2 separate regions of the Homo sapiens genome follow, and region 1 is linked to region 2. The links are chromatin contacts, found by Hi-C or POLR2A ChIA-PET in ENCODE. All regions are on one chromosome and are shown on one strand. The core of a region is the stretch at or near the end of the contact, and the rest is flanking DNA. Distances in the headings are between cores, read along the strand shown.

Evidence for each region. Hi-C counts contacts between places; a loop is a spot of excess contacts on that map. ChIA-PET counts read pairs that join two places held with the same protein, here RNA polymerase II (POLR2A). Pooled maps may share reads with other maps.
Region 1: a loop to region 2 is called in a map of aorta, with 2.9 times the contacts of the local background. The contact joins the enhancer-like site here to the promoter of LINC00837 in region 2. A Hi-C loop is called at or near these places in 3 of 168 maps with a recorded cell type or tissue (HepG2, aorta and dorsolateral prefrontal cortex) and 1 of 50 pooled maps. POLR2A ChIA-PET finds 5 or more read pairs at or near these places in 4 of 52 experiments (HEK293T, K562, activated CD4-positive, alpha-beta T cell and 1 more).

Annotation. Positions count from the first base shown.
Region 1 is chr10:28,732,750-28,736,345 of GRCh38, reverse strand. No RefSeq gene overlaps it. Among named protein-coding and RNA genes, the nearest start is that of LINC01517, 9.1 kb to the left of the region's middle. Within about 2 kb of position 1,290, at least 3 of the 41 ENCODE cell types and tissues checked have a DNase peak (open chromatin) inside an H3K27ac peak, as active enhancers do.
Region 2 is chr10:28,794,101-28,797,488 of GRCh38, reverse strand. LINC00837 (long intergenic non-protein coding RNA 837) reads left to right here and starts at 1,439. Exons shown (of 2, transcript NR_038376.1): 1 at 1,439-1,595. All of the region lies in intron 2 of LINC01517 (long intergenic non-protein coding RNA 1517), which reads right to left.

The sequences.
Region 1 (3,596 bases), core at 41-2,540, 61 kb after region 2:
ATTTTTATATATATAATATATATATTATACATATATGCAAATATAGGAATATAGAAATATATATAAATGCAAGTCCTATACTTGCATTTATGTATATTCCTAGCCCCAAACTCCTTGGGGAGGTGGATTTGAGGTTTCCTCCTGTCTCCTTGTTCAGCGGCCTTACGATTAAACCTCTTTCTCTGCTGCAACCCTCAGTGTTGGTATACTGACTTGCTGCACATCGGGCAATGTACTTCTTATGGTCATAGGCATTCTTGGATCAGCTACACCCTTTTCCCTCTTGGAAGTGAACTTAACTGCAAGCACCAAGAGTCCTCTGTTTCTCCATGCTGTAAGTTTTACCTGGTCCAGTGCCTACATGAGTGTGGGGTAAGTATGTTGAATTTTGGAATTACTTCACAGGTCCATTTGGTTCTTGCAGTGAGCTATGGCTTCCAATTTAACCTTGAACAAAAATAAAGGAGAACTGTGGCCCATCTGCTACTCTGGACCTGTCAGGTTTTTCAGAACTTGAGCAGGAAAAACAGGTGCCATTTATCAGCACTCCTCCTCCCACAAGAAACTCTAACATGTGATTTTCATCTCAGGTTCTTATGCATAGATTCCTTGATAGTCATGTTTTGGGTTTTGTTTGTTTGTCTGTTTGTTTTGTTTTGTTTTGTTTTAGAGACAGGGTCTCACTCTGTCACACAGGTTGGAGTGCAGTGGCACAATCATGGCTTCCTACAGCCTCAAACTCCTGGGCTCAAGCGATCCTCCTGCCTCAGGATCCTGAGTAGTTGGGACAACAGGTGCATGCCAGCATGCCTGGCTAATATTTTCTTTGTAAAAATTGTTTATAGAGACAGGGTCTCATCATGTTGCCCAGGCTGGTCTCGAACTCCTGGCTTCAAGCAATCCTCCCAGTTCAGCCTCCCAAAGCACTGGGATTAGAGGCATGAGTCACACTTGGCCAATATCCACTTTTTGTTTCACCCCTCTATCTCTGATCTGGTTCTTCCTGGACTTTTGCTATGACATGGCATTTCTCTATTCTGAAATGTCAGCAAAGTGGACCCTGATCTCCACCCCTGCTAAGTTTGCTGGATGGCTTCAGATTCTGCCTCCCTGCTCTTTGCCAGAGCAACCAATACTATTGGGACGACTCATCTCCAGCCCACAGCGATCTCTAATTCTTTTGAGCACTTGGTGAGGCATGATAGCATAGTTGCTAAGAACATGGGCTCTGTAGCCAGACTGCCTGCATTTGAACAGTTTCCCCATTTAACAGCTGTCTAGCCTTGGGCAAGATACTTAAACTCCCTATAATATGGCATTACATAATAATTGATGCTCTTAAACATGACATGAATCATCAAGCAAAGTTTAAAATCTGTCCAGCATGCTCTGTTTAAGAAAGTGAAAAATATGTAACACATTCTACGAATATTTTTGTCTACAAAAGTTTACAAAATGTTGGTGCTTAAAAGGCTAAGCTTTGATTATCTCAAAACATAATTTAGAAAGGATGCATCACTTCCTGACACAATTGCATAACTGAAGCATGAGTATTAAAACTTTTGGGAAGGTTGGCTGGGTGCGGTGGCTCACGCCTGTAATCCCAGCACTTTGGGAGGCCAAGGCAGGCAGATCTCCTGAGGTCAGGAGTTCAATACCAGCCTGGTCAACATGGTGAAACCCCGTCTCTATTAAAAATACAAAAATTAGCCAGGGGTGGTGATGCACACCTGTAGTCCCAGCTACTCAGGAGGCTAAGGCAGGAGAATCGCTTGAAACCGAGAGGCAGAGGTTGCACTGAGCCAAGATCAAACCACTCCAGCCTGGGCAACAAGAGTGAAACTCCGTCTCAAAACCAAAAAAAAAAAAAAAAATTTGGGACGGCATCCTGGTAGAGTGGAAGAGGTCCATATTTGAAAGCAGGCCTGAGTTTGAATCCCATTTCTGGCACTTGCTGTGTAAACACATGTAAGTTGTTTTATCTTCTTAAGCACCTGTATCTGTCTGTGAAAATGGGGATTGAAATTACTACCTTGCAAAATCATCATGAAGCTTAAATGAAATAATGTAGGTGCAAGAGGATACATGGGCAGCAGCTCTAGGGGTGAGGTGGGGTTCTTCAACAGCCACTACCCCAACCTACTGGGATTTGGACTATGAGTGCTGTGAGTGGAGTTGGACAGAATTCTTCTGCCCACTCACCTATTTGCCCCAGGAATTTACATAGGAACAGGAAGACTCTTGCAGAGAAAGAGATCTTTTCCCCTTGCTATTCAAAATCATTTAAATATATCTGATGGGCTTAACAGGACAATGAGGTCCCTGAGAGAGAATTCTCCCTGAGGGCAGAAGGAGAAGCACACAGGTAACTCCCTAGGTAAGGGCTGAGGAACAAGATGAGCATTGACCCTGGTTCATGACTTAAATCTGTCCTGATTTAGCCTGGTGACAGGCTCATGCCTTGAGAAGAGGCTTTGTGAATGATTCTAAAGAGCTAATGAAGCCATATGATATGCACAAAGGACATCCAAAGCAGTGCTACGAGGGAAATGTGTAGCCTTAAATGCATACAAGAAGAATTGAAATAAATAAAGCATCTAAATCAGGAAAAAGCAGGCAGAAGAAACAGTAAATAAAAGCAGAAATAAATTTGAAAGAAAGAATTATAAAACTAATAAGTATATAACAGAGCTAATCATAGGAAAAAGCAGGCAGAATAAACAGCAAATAAAAGCAGAAATAAATTTGAAAGAAAGAATTATAAAAATAGTAAGTATATCAAAGAGCTAATCATAGGAAAAAATACCCTTCTTTTCCATACCTGTTGGGTGTGAATGGATTACATACTCAAAAATTAACTTATGAGATGATAGATAGATAGATAGATAGATAGATAGATAGATAGATAATAGATATAAATGATAGATTAGATAGATAGATAGATAGATAGATAGATAGATAGATAGATAGATAGATAGATAGATGATAGATAGACAGACAGATAGATAGAATAGTTGTAGAGCTGGGGACCCACCCTGTCTTAGCTCCCTAGAAAGAAGTCTGTAGTAAGAAAGGTGGGTCCTGTCTTATTCCTGGGCACCATACTGCTGTCCCCTGGGCTCGCCAGCAGAAACTCATTTTGTCAGGAGAATGGCTCTCTTGGGTCCCCCACTTAATGGGACAGCACACCCAACTTCCCTCCACTTTTTTTTCCTCTCATGCCCACATCCAATCTATCAGCAAATCTTTTTTTCTCTACTTTAGTAATAGATCAGGCCAGGCTCAGTGGCTCATGCCTGTAATCCCAGCACTTTGGGAGGCCGAGGTGGGCGGATCACCTGAGGTCAAGAGTTCGAGACTAGCCTGGCCAACATGGCAAAACCCTGTCTCTAGTAAAAATGCAAAAAATTAGCCGGGTGTGATGATGGGTGCCTGTAATCCCAGCTACTTGGGGAGCTGAGGCAGGAGAATTGCTTGAACTCAGGAGGCGGAGGTTGCAGTGAGCCAAGATCAAGCCACTGCACTCCAGCCTGGGCGACAGAGCGAGACTCTGTCCCAAAAAAAAAAAAAAAAAAAAAGTATAGATCGGAATCCAA
Region 2 (3,388 bases), core at 190-2,689:
AGTGCAAATGTAGGGTTTTATTTATTTATTTATTTATTTATTTATTTTTATTTTGAGACAAGGTCTCACTCTGTCACCCAGGCTGGAGTGCAGTGACACCATCACAGCTCACTGCAAACTTCATCTCCTGGACTCAAGCCATCCGCCCACTGGACTCAAGCCATCCGCCCACGTCAGCCCCACAAAGTGTTCAGATTATACGCATGAGTCACCACATCAGACCCTGCAAATGTAGATTTTTGAAAAAACAACTGCAACATTTTAGCCCTTTTTAAAATCAGGACCCCTAGGTCTTTCCCAATATAACTAACTAGCCAGTGATTCCTCACTCATCTACCTTTTTTTTTTTTTTTTTTTTTTTTTTTTTTTGATACGGAGTCGCACTCTGTCACCCAGGCTGGAGCGCAGTGGCGCGATCTTGGCTCGATGCAACCTCCGCCTCCCGGGTTCAAGCGATTCTTCTGCCTCAGCCTCCCGAGTAGCTGGGACTATAAGTACCCGTCACCACGCCCGGCTAATTTTTGTATGTTTAGTAGAAATGGGGTTTCGCCGTATTGGCCAGGCTGGTCTCGAACTCCTGACCTCAGTATCCACCCACCTCAGCCTCCCAAAGTGTTGGGATTACAGGCATGAGCCACCGCGCCCAGCCCACTCCCTTTTAAATGCAGATCTTCTGTGGGAGGATTAAGTCACTGAGCCCACAGGGAACTGTGCTGGGAGGGGAAGTGGAGGGTGTGGAAAGCCGGTGGAAAACAAATCTGTGGATAGCCTGTAGGGCAGATGCCTGAGGCTTGGGGAGACTGGGAAAGCAGGTCTCTAAAAGGAACTTCATCCTTTTTCTCCTAGGCCTCAGATGATGCTAGAGTCCTGCCAGAAATTGCAAATAATTCTGGCTCACTTTTGTATTAGTGCAGGTGCGTAGACCAGAGTCTAGAAGAGCAACAACAACGACAATAAAATTCAGTGTGTCCTTGAGGCATTTTCATGAGATGATATTAAATATATAATTAAATACTACTCATTGTTTTTTCTCACAAATATATACCCACCACCTACCAGGAACTGTCCCAGAAATTGATGAGGAAAAAATGATTTTTATGCCATAACTAATCATACCGTAATATGCACTAGAAAAAGCAAAGAACGTAAAATAGTATATCATGGGGACATTCGAATTTATAATCCTAGGAGTGACATGTAAGCTGGGCTTGAAAGAATAACCATAATTTTGCTGAACTAATAAGTAGGTTGTGGAAGAGAGTGCTAGCTGATTAGGAAAACCTCTGCTCTCCTTCTAAGCACGCAGTTAAACCGTTTTCCATCCGTTTTTGCCGTTAAGTGTGGTCATATGACTGAGTTCTAACCAATTAGAATGAGACGGCAAGGGATGTGTAGCTTTTTCAATCCTGGCCATAACATTCTTCTTCATGCTCTTCTCAATGTCCTTTCTCCTTTCATTAGGTAAAATGGAGATGATCCCCAGGGCCATCTTGGAAACAGTTTTTGAAGTTGGTAGAGTCTCGGGCCCGCTTAACTGCTGAAAGAGTAGGAAGGGGTCCGTTTCATTAGCGCGTTCAACCAAAGAGCGCTGTTAGGTGAGCAAAAACAAACCAGTTGTGTCTGAGCCAACACCCGTTTGTCTATGGGTTGTAGCAGTTGGTCCACCTAATCAAGGAAGTGCCGAGAGCACAGGACATGAAAAGACACAGCGCTAAGGTACATGGCACGTTCACGAAGGTACAGGAGAGGCAAGAAATGAGACGGGAAAGGTGGCCTAGGACCAGGTCGTGAATGACATGATAACTAAGTTTTGACTTTTTCTCGTAGGTCAGTGGTTCTCAACCAGCGGCAATTTTGCCTTCCAGGGAACATTTGTCAAAGTCTAGAGACATATTTGGTTGTCTTCACCAAGGGGAGGAGGGAGGGAAGTGCTACTGACATCCATGGGTTGAAGCAAAGGATGCTGCTGAACATCCTGTAATGCACAGGACGGCCTCCCCCACCAAGGAATTACCTGGGCCAAATAGTAGTACTGAAATTGAGAAACCCTGCTGTAGGCAGTGAGACACTAGCAACAATTCTTCTTTTTTTTTTTTTTTTTTTTAAGCTGGAGTCAGGGTCTCGTGCTGTTGCCCAGGCTGGTCTTGAACTCCTGGGCTCAAGCAATCCTCCCGCCCTGGCCTCCCAAAGTACTGGAATTACAGATGTGAGCCATCAAGCCCAGCCACAGCAGTTCTTAAAAGGAAAATCACATAATCATATTTGTGTGTTAGATAATTATAACAACATAGAGGATTCATTGAAGAGAGAGAGGAGATGAGAAAAACAATTTCATCCTTTGTTTATCAAGGACCTATTATGTGTACTTGATCATGCATCAGGCACTACAGATTCAAAGATGAATAAGAGTCCAGCAAGGGAAATAATAAGTACCTTTATGGGACTTGGGGAGACTCAAACTCTGGCCTCGGGTCTTCATCCCCATGAACCTCTTAATTAAAACAAGAGAAGGGCCTGAACTAGAGCAGGGGTTGAGGACATGGAAAAGAGAACCTACTTGAGAAACATCTCAGAAATGAAATGAACCAGGCTGAGTTTTGGAGTGGAAGTAGAAGTTGAGAGCAGTGAAAACCAAAACTGAGGTCTTTATCCTGGGCAACTACACAGATAGTGCTGCTAATAGGAAAATGCAGGAGAAGCAACAGACTTAGAGGACTGTCTTGCAGGGTTTTCTTTCTGAGAGAGAGTAAATATCAAATTCCTATAGGACAGGTACAAGCAACTCACATAAAAATTGCCAACAGCCAAAAAACTGTTTCTTTTTTTTTTTTTTTTTTTGAGACAGAGTCTCACTCTGTTGCCCAGGCTGGAGTGCAGCAGCAAGATCATAACTCAGGGCAAACTTGACCTCCCAGGCTCAAGCGATCTTCTGGCCTCAGCCTCCCAGGTAGGTAGGACTACAGGTGCATGCCACCACGCCAGACTAATTTTTTAAATATTTTGCAGGCCGGGCATGATGGCTCACATCTGTAATCCCAGCACTCTGGGAGGCTGAAGCGAGCAGATCACCTGAGGTCAGGAGTTCGAGACCAGCCTGGCCAACATGGTGAAACCCTGTCTCTACTAAAAATACAAAAATTAACCGGGCATAGTGGTGGGCACCTGTAATCCATCTGCTTGGGAGGCCGAGGCAGGAGAATTGTTTCAACCCGGGAGGTGGAGGTTGCAGTGAGCCAAGATCGTGCCATTGCACTCCAGCCTGGGTGACAGAGCAAGACTCTGTTTCAAAAATAAATGAATATATATATTGAATATATATATACATATTTTTTTTTTTGTAGAGATGGGGTCTCACCTTGTTGTACAGGCTGGTCTTGAACTCCTGGCC